Linked DNA regions of Homo sapiens: region 1 is linked to region 2. The links are chromatin contacts, found by Hi-C or POLR2A ChIA-PET in ENCODE. All regions are on one chromosome and are shown on one strand. The core of a region is the stretch at or near the end of the contact, and the rest is flanking DNA. Distances in the headings are between cores, read along the strand shown. Region 1 overlaps DGLUCY (D-glutamate cyclase). Region 2 has its middle 16 kb from the start of GPR68.

Evidence for each region. Hi-C counts contacts between places; a loop is a spot of excess contacts on that map. ChIA-PET counts read pairs that join two places held with the same protein, here RNA polymerase II (POLR2A). Pooled maps may share reads with other maps.
Region 1: a loop to region 2 is called in a map of PC-3, with 5 times the contacts of the local background. The contact joins two enhancer-like sites. A Hi-C loop is called at or near these places in 5 of 168 maps with a recorded cell type or tissue (CD4-positive, alpha-beta memory T cell, PC-3, naive thymus-derived CD4-positive, alpha-beta T cell and 1 more), 5 of 37 single-sample maps with no recorded cell type and 13 of 50 pooled maps. POLR2A ChIA-PET finds 5 or more read pairs at or near these places in 11 of 52 experiments (A673, CD4-positive, alpha-beta T cell, CD4-positive, alpha-beta memory T cell and 7 more).

The regions. Positions count from the first base shown.
Region 1 is chr14:91,173,793-91,179,270 of GRCh38, forward strand. It overlaps DGLUCY (D-glutamate cyclase), which reads left to right. Exons shown (of 14, transcript NM_001102368.3): 7 at 2,142-2,264. Among named protein-coding and RNA genes, the nearest start is that of SNORA11B, 50 kb to the left of the region's middle. Within about 2 kb of position 3,744, at least 4 of the 41 ENCODE cell types and tissues checked have a DNase peak (open chromatin) inside an H3K27ac peak, as active enhancers do; they include CD4-positive, alpha-beta T cell, where a contact is called at or near this core.
Region 2 is chr14:91,225,967-91,232,027 of GRCh38, forward strand. No RefSeq gene overlaps it. Among named protein-coding and RNA genes, the nearest start is that of GPR68, 16 kb to the right of the region's middle. RefSeq lists enhancers at 2,421-2,480, 2,491-2,770, 2,801-3,120, 3,181-3,270, 3,818-3,867. Within about 2 kb of position 2,930, at least 11 of the 41 ENCODE cell types and tissues checked have a DNase peak (open chromatin) inside an H3K27ac peak, as active enhancers do; they include CD4-positive, alpha-beta T cell, where a contact is called at or near this core.

The sequences.
Region 1 (5,478 bases), core at 2,494-4,993, 51 kb before region 2:
AAGTTTATATATATCACATCCTTTTGGGTTTTTACCGAGGCTTAATAATACATACATAGGAAAAAATATATATATATATAATGAATATATATATTGGGTTTTGTCCACAATTCCTGGCTCATAACTCCTAAAATTCTTGGAACCTCCAAAATGCTGTATTTTGTCTGATAGGTTCAGGGTGGGGCTGGTCACCAGAAAGACTAAGGTAGGATTAGAGGGTTGGGACTTTCAGCTCCACCCCTCCCCGCAACCTCCAGGGAGGAAAGAGGGGCTAAAGGTCAAGCTGATTACCCACGGCTGATGGTTTAATCAATCATGCTCATGTAATGAAGCCTCCGTAAAACCCCAAGAGGATAGGCTTCAGTGAGCTTCTACATAGCTGAACACATGTAGGTTCCTAGAGGGTGGTGCCTAAGGAGGGCATGGAAGCTCCGCACCCCTTCCCCCACACCTTGCCCTGGGCATCTCTATCTGTATCCTTTGCAATATCCTTTATTTAATTTAATTAAATTAATTAATTTATTTATTTTTGAGACACAGTTTCCCTCTGTCGCCCAGGCTGGAGTGCAGCGTTGCAATCTCAGCTCACTGCAACCTCCATCTCCTGGGTTCAAGCGATTCTCCTGCCTCAGCCTCCCAAGTAGCTGGGATTACAGGTGCCCAACACCATGCCCAGCTAATTTTTGTATTTTTAGTAGAGATGGGGTTTTGCCATGTTGGCCAGGCTGGTCTTGAACGCCTGGCCTCAAGTGGTCTGCCCGTCTTGGCCTCCCAAAGTGCTGGGATTACAGGTATGAGCCACCGCACCCGGTCTGCAATATTTTTTATGATAAACTGGTATACATAAGTAAATGTTTCCTCAAGGTCTGTGAGCTGCTCCAGGAAATTAATCAAACTCAAAGAGTTTGGGTATAATCAAACCCAAAGAGGGTTAATCAAACTGGAAGCCAGTTGGTCAGAAGTTCTGGAGGCCCAGACTTGCAACTGGTGTCTGTAGGGGGGTGGCCTTGGGGACTGAGCCCTCAACCCGTGGGTTCTGATGCTATCTCCAGGTGGAATGGAATTGGAGGGCACCCAGCTGGTGCCTCCTGCTTGATGGTGGGGAGAAACCCCTACAAATTTGGTCACAGGAGTCTTCTGTGTGGATGACTGTTACTGCGGTGTGAGAGCAGAGGAAACACACCATTTAGGTAGAGTTTTTTTCTCTACACGCTCACCCACTGGGGATCTTTGATAAATGTAAAGCTCCTATGAACTTCCAATGAATCTGGGGTTGGAGGAAGCCAAGGGTTGCAGCAGGGCTCTTTGTCCGGAGATTTGAGCTCGAAGCAACGTCTAATCTGGGCTGCTATTCTTTGGTATATTTGGGTAGGAGATGGCTTTGTTCCATATGTTAATTTGAGCTGAAATCCATTGATCCCCAGCGTATTCACTCAATCTGAGAGTGAGTGAACAGATCCAAGATGAAGAGCCAATATCAAGAAGCTGTGCAGGCCTCTTAGAAGGCCTGATGAGAGTTTGAGACTGGGCCTTGGTTGAGGGTCCAAGTTTGGTATACCTAAACTTGCTCAACTGCATAACCGACAACATTAGACAGAACCTAGCCTTTTGTGAAAATGCAGTCAGTACTTGCTAGCTTCATCACATGAGGATGATTCAGGGCCACCCACCAGGATGGTGTCTGCTGAGGAGTTTTATCATTAGCGGGGATGGATTGGGCCCAGCACATCCATCTTTGCTGTCTTCGGGATTAGGTTGCTGCTGGTAGTCAAGCAGCTGAGGTTAGGTGCATGAGATGTGACCCAGCCTGGACCAAGGTCAACCCCCCAAGGCTGGCTTTGGTAGCAATCTGCACAATGAGAGTACTAGGCTCAATGCACCCAAGGATCCTTCCAGAAATCACGCCACACAGTTTGAGATTCTGTTTTCTGAAACCACCATGCCACATGGACTGTAAATTATGGAGTAGCCTGAGTTGTCAAAGCCTTAATCCCTATTCTCCTTCACCTCTTCCTCAAATACCATTTACAATAATCCTGCAATTTGAGTTTCTGTTTTAGAGAAAGAACCATAAACTACTCAACCAGTTCTAATTGGATGCTCCCTGCTGAGGAAATTACATTTTCCTTTTCCATCTGCAGAACTGTTGGGAATCAAAGAGCTTTCCAAACCTGCCTACGGGGATGCCATGGTGTGTCCCCCAGGGGAGGTTCCAGTGTTCTGGCCTTCTCCGCTGACCAGTCTCGGAGCTGTCAGCAGCTGTGGTACGTTGGGGGATAATGGGACAATCGATCTGCCCTAGGATGGAGCCCAGTGGGGTCTAGTTCTTGAAAGCATATTCTCGTAGTACAATGATTTAAAAATAAAGCCATGAAACAAAACACAAAACAGAGGCCTACAGCTACAGTGAATCTCTCTCTGGTTTCCTTCTTTTATTTATTTATTTTTTTTTGAGACAGGGTCTCACTCTGTTGCCAGGCTAGAGTGCTGTGGTGCAATCTCGGTTCACTGCAACCTCCAGCTCCCTGGTTCAAGCGATTTTTCAGTCTCAGCCTCCTGAGTAGCTGGGATTACAGGCATGTGCCACCATGCCCAGCTAATTTTTGTATTTTTAGTAGAGACGGGGTTTCACCATGTTGGCCAGGATGGTCTCAATCTCCTGACCTCGTGGTCTGCCCACCTTTGCCTCCCACAGTGCTGGGATTACAGGCGTGAGTCATCGCGCCTGGCCTGGTTTCCTTCTTTTAATCCCAGGGCTGGATCTCCTTACCAGAGCACTTTGTCTTACAACTCAATTTTTTTGTCGTTGGTTTTTTGGTTTTGTTGAGACACAGTCTCACTCTGTCGCCCAGGCTGGAGTGCAGTGGCACGATCTCGGCTCACTGCAAGCTCCGCCTCCTGGGCTCCAGCGAGGGAGGTGTGCCTCAGCCTCCCAAGTAGCTGGAATTACAGGTGCATGCCACCACACCTGGCTAATTTTTGTATTTTTAGTAGAGACGAGGTTTTGCCATGTTGGCCACGCTGGTCTTGAACTCCTGGCCTCAAGTGATCCTCCCACCTCAGCCTCCCAAAGTGCTTGGATTGCAGGCATGAGCCACCGTGTCCAGCCTCAAATATGTTTTGATTAAATATATTTCCTTCCTTCCTTCCCTTCTTCTTTCTTCTTTCTCTCTCTCTCCCTTCCTTCTTGTCTTGTCTTTCTTTCTTTCTCTTTCTTTCTTTCTTTCACAGAGTCTCACTCTATTGCCAAGGCTTGAGTTCAGTGGCATCATCATAGCTCACTGCAGCCTCAAACCTCTGGGGTCAAGTGATCCTCCCATCTCAGCTTCCCAGGTAGCTGGGACTACAGGCATACGCCGCCATACCAAACCAATTTTTAGAAATTTTTTGTAGAGATGGGGTCTTGTTACAATGTCCAGGCTGGTCTCAAAGTTCTGGGCTCAAGTGATTCTCCTGCCCCAGCCTCCTGAGTCATAGGGATAACAGCATGAGCCATTGCTTCAGCCGTTTTGATTAAATATATATTTTTATCTGCTGAAGCATCCCAGCCCATTCTAGCAGGAGGACTAACCTTTAGCTTGGCTTTTTGAGACATTTTGGAGATTGATGGGGCCTTGAAAACAAAGGTGAAGCCAAGAAATATAACTAAACAAGTCATTTCCTGTGGTATTTGCAAGGTGATTATAAACAAGGCCAGCAGCAGTACATTTTTTCCAAGGCCTAGGTGATATTACAATGAAGAGACACACGAGGGCGCCCTCGCTAGCTCTCAGTAAGATAGGAAGGTGACAGAAACATGAAAAATAACAGCTATTGCAGACCATGGTCATGGACACTGGAAAATTCTGGCCAGGCCAGCCACACTTGCGCTGTAAGCACATACTGTAGTGTTACTTTAATTTATTTTGAAAGCATTCGTGAGAGTTCAGCTATCAGAATGGCCTCATGCGAGGGAAAGATCATCCCTAATGTGGTGATGAGGCGTGGCTGCCAAGATCCACAGGATTCCATTTGTTCATTTATTTAAGTGCATGTGTTGAGAACCTGCTATGTGCCAGGCATGCACCCAGGCCTCAGGAGTACAGTGCTCCATGGGACAGGATGGAGTCCTCTGGGCGCTCATGGTCTTGTCTGAGTGTGTGTGTGGGCATGTGTGTAGACACACCCACCCACGTGCAGTAAACGTCCCCCAGCCCAGTGGCCTCACCGCTTTCCCACCATCGGTCGTGGCAGGTGCCCTGCAGAGGAGATCTCACTGCTGTGGGCACCCCAGCATGGCATGTTCCAGTCCTTTAGTTCTGACAGCGATAGCACAATTGATCGTAGATGAGAACAAATGACATCAGAGAGGGACAATCTTGAATCATTCTCAAATTCCCTTTTTTTTTTTTTGAGACAAGGTCTCGCTCTGTCACCCAGGCTGAGTGCAGTGGCACGATCACAGCTCACTGTAGCCTTGACCTCCTAGGCTCAAGCAATCCTCCCACCTGAGCCTCTGGAGTAGCTGGACTACAGGTATGCACCATCATGTCCAGCTAATTTTTAAATTTTTGTGGAGATGGGGTCTCACTATGTTGCCCAAGCTGGTCTTGAACTCCTGGGCTCAAGCGATCCTCCCACCTCAGCCTCCCAAAGTGCTGGGATTATAGTCGTGAGCCACCATGCCTACCTTGAACTTCAATATTTAAACTTCTATTAGCAATAGATTATGTGCAACAGACCTCACAACTGATGGGGGCAAAACCCCGTGTCATGCTCTGAGCTGACTGTTCTGACATCTACCTGGTTTTGGAGTGACCAGTTTTAGGTGCCATCCAAAACACAGACAAGCGATAATTAAATTCATCATCAGATTCAAGACTTTTTCCCCTTACACATCAAATCTAAAAGTTATGTATCTATTAGATTTTTATTTTGAAGTGCTGGCTGACTCTTTCTATTAAATATGAAACTTTAAGCCAAGTGTGGTGGCTTACGCCTGTAATCCCAGCACTTTGGGAGGCTGAGGTGGTCGGATCACTTGAGGTCAGGAGTTCAAGACCATCTTGGCCAACATGGTAAAACCCTGTCTCTACTAAAAATACAAAAATTAGCCAGGCGTGATGGCACACACCTATAATCCCAGCTACTTGGGAGGCTGAGAATTGCTTGAACCCCAGAGGCGGAGGTTGCAGCGAGCTGAGATCTCACCACTGCACTCCAGCCTGGGTGATAGAGCGAGACTCTGTCTCAAAAAAAAAAGAAACTTTATTGTTTCTGTGAAATCCAAGATTTATTTACTCAATTCACATCTGCATTTGTTGAACACCTATTATGCGCAAGGCCCTCTGTGGGATCCTGAGATGAATGAGCAATGGTCGCTCTTCTCCAGGAGCATACAACTGAGTAGAGATGAATACTCAAAGATAGTAATGACACTGAGGAAGGCAGAAGAGGTAAATAGTATGGTATTAAGCACTTAATGAGCTAGGCATAAGG
Region 2 (6,061 bases), core at 1,680-4,179:
TAGTCCTGTCTCTCAGTACCCCCTCTCAACAGGAAAACCCAAGTGCTGTTGGGGAGGTTGGCTGACAACTGCTCTAACTGCTTCCTGCTGAATTGGGGCGTAGTAGGGGTTGTGCAGTTGAGATTTCCTCGGGAGGGGTGCCTTCGATGTCATCAACATCGGAGCATGGGCTAGCAGGCCGGTCCAGGGGTCCATGGTAGATCTTAGTCATGGACTGCATCTGGGGCTCCATTTGAAGAACTATTTGTAGTTTTACAGCTTTGATTCTGGAAGAGACAAACTTAACAAGGAGGTTAAAGATAAAGGGATTGAAATGTATGGGCTGCAGTGCAGGGGATTATTTCTTTGGCACACTTCACAGGCCTTGACTATCTGCTTGATAGTTTTGAAAAGGCCTGGTCTAGTAAATAATAATTTGACCATCTGATGGGTGCTATTAATGCCTAAGAGAAAGATATGGTGAAGGGTTTTAAGTAATTTCCATTGGTTAGCTGCAGGCATAAGTATTTTTCCTTCTTCGGTGGCTGGCCATTCTGAGGGGAGGAAACTATGTCCTCGTGAGGTTCCCCATTCTATTTCTTCTGAGTACTGGGGCTTGGTTTCCTGGAGGGGATTACCCTATACTAGGGCTCCTTCTATAAGCATTTCTAATGGAGGGTCCTGCCTTGTGGCTCTTTTGGCTTCAATATCCGCTTGGTGGTTCCTTTCTATTTCCCTTTCCTTTCCTTTCTGGTGACCCCGGCAGTGTAAGACTGCCACCTCTTTAGGTTTCTGTACAGCCAATAATAATCTCCTAATGGCTTCCTGATGTTTGATAGGTGTTCCCTCGGAAGTTAGGAATTCCCTTCCTCTCCATATTGCTGCACGGGCATGGAGGACTAGGTAAGCATACTGTATATATATTTACCCGAAAAGGTGAAAGTTCTTGACTTAATAAAGAACAAGTTCATATATTGAGGCTACTAAGCTCTATGGTAAGAATGAATTTTCTATCCATGAAATTGAGAAGGAGGCTGGGCATGGTGGCTCATGCCTATAAGTATTCCCAGCACTTTGGGAGGCCGAGGAGGGCAGATCACTTGAGCTCAGGAGTTTAAGACTGGCCTGGGCAACATGGCAAAACCCCGTCTCTACCAAAAATAGAAAAAATTAGCCGGGCGTGGTAGTGGGCGTCTATAATCCAGCTACTCGGGAGACTGAGGTGGGAGAATCGCTTGAAACTGGGAGATGGAGGTTGCAGTAAGCCCAGATTGCGCCACTGCACTCCAGCCTGGGTGACAGAGCGAGTCTCTGTCTCAAAACAAAAAAGAAAAAAAAAAGAATTGAGAAGGAAAAAGAGATATGTGCTAGTTTTGTTGTCAAACCTCAAGCTGCAAAAGTTCTGGCCACAATGTGTGGTAAGTGATCAGTTAAGATGGAAAAGGCATTACATGTGTGGGTGGAAGACGTGAACAGAAACGTGTTCCAACTGACAGCAGTCGAGTTCAGTACTATCCACTGGGGATCTTGGAACATACTCCACGTGGATGAGGGGGTACTGTTATCATTAGGGCATAGTCAGGCAGCCGTGCATGGTGGCTCACACCTGTGATCTCAACACTTTGGGAGGCCAAGGCAGGAGGATCCCTTGAGCCCAGAAGTTTGAGACCAGCTTGGACAACATAGTGAAATCCCATCTCTACAAAAAAAGTTTTTAAAATTTGCCAGGCATGGTGGTATGCTCCGGTAGTCCCAGCTACTCATGGGGCTAAGGTGGGAGGATCACTGGAGCCTGGGAGTTCGAGGCTGCAGTGAGCTGTGATCACACCACTGCACTCCAGCATGGGTGACAGAGCAAGAGCTAGTCTCAAAAAAGGAAAAAAAGAAAATGGTAAAATGTGCAAATGTGGAATATATATTTACAAAGTTCTTGGGTTTTACAGAAGATTTACTCCTACCACCACCAAAATATTTATACCTTTGAAATGCTTTTTTTTCCAAACAGCATTTTGTTTACTAAGGCAAAAGAACAGCATTTTGTTTACTAAGGCAAAAGGTCCTTTGAAGAGCCTAACATTTATCACCATTGCTGCCCCTCACCTCACCCCTAACACTATTCCACCTCCTCTCTGTCTGCTCCCCTGCACCCCCTGAGCCCAGACCCTTTAACCTCTTGCATAGGAGGGCAGCCTCACCCTGTGGGTGGGTCAGGCCTCTCCAGTGCTCAGGCGGCTCAGAGTCCTCCTGAACAACTCCAGTCACTTGCCCTTATCTCTTTCACAAGCTCCCACTGCACAGTGCCCAACAACATTAGAAACTGAGTCACTGACCGTGTCCCATTACACTCTTACAATATCCTGTGCTGGTTGCACTGCTGAGTGACGGCTGACTCACCCAGATCAGGGGAGTCCAGCTTCGCAGCCATGGCCCCAAATGTTTGTTGAACCTGCTTAATTTTCATTCATTTCCTTAAACAGGTCTAGTTTCATTCTTTAAGGAGCAACAGTTGTGAGAATAGAACACAGAGGGTAGAAATGAACCCCGCATTGTACACACAGCAGTTAAGCGTGAGGATGTAGCACAGTGGTTCTGGGACTGACTTCAGTTCTCCCTATGCAGGGGCATGATGCAGCCCTGGGCGGAAGTTGCTGGGGCTGGGGCTCTCCAGGTCTCCCTTTGTCATTCTAGGGGAGTTCCCACAGGCAGGGGCTGTGCTCAGTGCTGGTGCGGCAGCAGGGCTGACACCTCCAGCATCCTGAGAACTCAGCCACATGGGGATCTGCGGCATCTCACGGCTCAGTGAAGCCACCTCAGCTCTGCAGCCTCCCTGACCACATGTCCTCCAATTAGGATTTTTGTCCCTGATTTGGGACTGCAGAGTTCCATGTAGCGAGGGCCTCTGATTGAGATTGTACCCCGACGTTTCTGCAATCTTGATGGCTAGAAGAGAGAAGCCCTCACCATGGTAAAGCTGCCAGCACGCTTCTGACTCATGTTTTGGGGGAAGACACAAATGGGTCTTTGGTTTTGCAGTAGTAACAGCAGGGTTCTCTTCTGGCATGGAGGAGTCTGAGGCATAACCATGTAATGGGTTGTCTTCACTGTGGGCAGAAATTCATGGGGAGAGGATTTCAGTTGTTTGGTAAAGAGGCTGACACCAGGTTGAGCCCAGAGAAAGCTGAGAATAAGGGTCCTAGACTCAGTGACACATCCAAACCCCTGACCCCGCTACAGGGAGAGGCAGGCCTGTGGTCCAACATCAGGGGCTCTGATGCAAGGGAGAAGACCCCTTAGCAGGGCCCAGCCCAAGGACCACAGGAGCTCTGCATTCCAGGATCCAGTTTTGATGCTTGTCCATTCCACTGTAGGATTCCTGCTCAGACCTTTAGTAGTTTTGCTCAGCTTTCCTCTTTTATCCTAGCCTTGACTGTGCTTTGAGGAAGCACCTGTATCCATGGGGTGGCCATGGTGAGTGTGGCTGCAGCCTGCAGAAGCTAGTTACAGGGAGATAGGAGATGACATGCAGGGAATGATGGGGTGATTTAAGGCGAGATATGGGCCTGGTGCCAACCAGAATGGATTTGTGGGACATAGGAGCATCACTGGGCATTTCCAAGAACATTGAGGGGAGGTAATCCTGGTGAACAGTGCATAGGATGCTCCATGGATAACAAGGGCAGGCTGGAGACCTTGGCACCTTGAGGGGAGAATGAGCCACACAGACCCTGCAGGAGATGGATCAAAGACAAGTGAGCCAGCTAAGCAGGTCAGGGCTCCTTAGTCCCCTGGAGGTCCTCTGGCCCCTCCGTCACTCAGCAGGGAAAGGCATTCCTCTGAGGTTGTTCCTTGCCCCTCATTGCACGGGCTTTGCTGACCACCAGCCCCGACTTGGTCCAGCCCACTGCATTCTGCTACATCCTGCCCACTCCCTGTGGCTTCCACTGGCTGCACGATGAGGTCTAACTCAGATTCGAAAAACCACTTCCTCTAGGCAAGGTGGAGAGGAGGATGTGGCTTACCAGCAATTCACATAAACTCAATGTGTGTCAGCAATAAGATTTCTCACCAGAAGTAAAGAAGCAGAGAGGAAAATGGGCCTGTTCTCCATGGGGCAGGTCAGACAGACTTGCTCTCACTTCACATTCCAGGCATCGCATTTGAAGAAGTGGATTTTGTTTAGAGGAAGGTACAGAGGGGTGGGTGCTTAAAACCTCTTAAGTTTAGGGCTGGATGTGGTGGCTTATGCCTGTAATCCTGGGGAGGCCAAGGCAGGTGGATCACTTGAGGCCAGGAGTTTGAGACCAGCCTGGCCAACATGGTGAAACCCTCTTCTCTACTAAAAATACGAAAATTAGCTGGCTGTGGTGGCACACGCCTGTAATCCCAGCTACTTGGGAGGCTGAGGCAGGAGAATTGGTTGAACTTGAGAAGCAGAGGTTGCAATGAGCCAAGACTGTGCCACTGCACTCCAGCCTGGGTGACAGAGCAAGGCTCTGTTTCAAAACAAAACAAAAAACCTGTTAAGTTGAGGTGGCTTGAAGAGCTGCCTGTCAGAGACTGGCCAGATACTCACCAATTCTGCCTCTCTTTCCTGCATCCATAGGAAAACTACCTTTCCCAGCCTCCCTTGCAGTTAGGTTGAGGCCACATGCCTGGGATCTGACCAATGGAATGTAAGTAGCAGGGATATCCGCCATTTCCACACTTGGCCAAAAACCCCTGTGAGATTCTCTTTTTGCTGCATCCCCTTACCTGTGTGGGTGAAAAGGGAAGACCCCAAGATGATGGACTCTGGTGATGGGAGGATCCTGAATCACTGCCATCACTTTGGGAAAGACTTGCCAGAAAGCAGCCTCTCGTTGGACTTTGCATGAAATTTTCTGCCCGACCCTGAAATTAGTCATCTTGAGTAGTAGTGAGTTGTCATTGGTGGTGTTTGTTTGTAGACAGACTGGACTATCGTTTTTGGGGAATGCAGAGGGGAGACTTCATGGAGAGGGAACTGAATATTATGACCTCTCTGGTATATGCCAGCACTAATATCTAACATGTAATTTAGCAGTATTCTTCTGAAAGTTGTTGAATTAAAGCAAATGGGATTGAAATCCCAACATTTCCCCAGAGTACTGGGCACCATTATAACCTCAGGATTAAGGCCATCTGTCTTAGCCCATTTTCTATGGCTATAACAGAATACCACGGACTAGGTTATTTATAAAGAACAGACATTTCTTTGGCTTATGGGTCTAGAGACTGGGAAGTCCAAGAGCATGGTGCCAGCATCTGGCAGGGTCATCTCCTGGCAGAAAGCAGAAAAGCAAGCAAGTTCTGAAGAGAGGAAAAAAGGGGGCTGAACTCCCCCAATAACAAACTCTCTCCCACCATAACAGCATTAACCCATGACCTAATACCTCTTAAAGGTCCCACCTCTTCGCATAGTTACAATGGCAATTAAATTTCAGCATGCGTTTTGGAGGGGACATTCAAATCATAGTATCATCAGAGACTACTGTCTTGCCAGATGAATTCCAGGGATGGAGGCTTCAGGATCACCAGCTACAAGAAGTGGCTTTTTCAGAAAAGCAACGAGCCAAGAGGGTCAGAGTTTGGCTCTCTTTTGGTTGGACCAGCCAGAGGAAAGCAGCAGATGGGGATGTATTTCGTGCCGAAAATTTCTCCCACTCTTGTCTGGCCAACCCACAGACCAGTGTGTGTAACAGGAAGATGAGCCCTGTGTGTAAACAGGAAGATGAGCCCTCATCTGACTAAACAACTCTGGTGAATAAGAAATAAATCCTAATGGCTTCTGTCACCTTCCAAACCAGATGGACTTTTTCTTCCACCCATCCTCTCAGGAGAGAAAGGAGTCATAATCCCCAATATTGTCCTTACTTAATCTGTTTAGAAGAAGGATCTACTCTTCTGGAACACTCCAGGACTCTAGGAGCCTGACCCAGAGAGGGATTAAGTGACCAAGATCAAATTTACATTTTAATATGATGCAGTTAATCCTCAGTGATAAACATGGCATATGCCACTGTTGAGAAGATGCTCCAGCCTAAAGAGGCAGGTCAGCAAATGT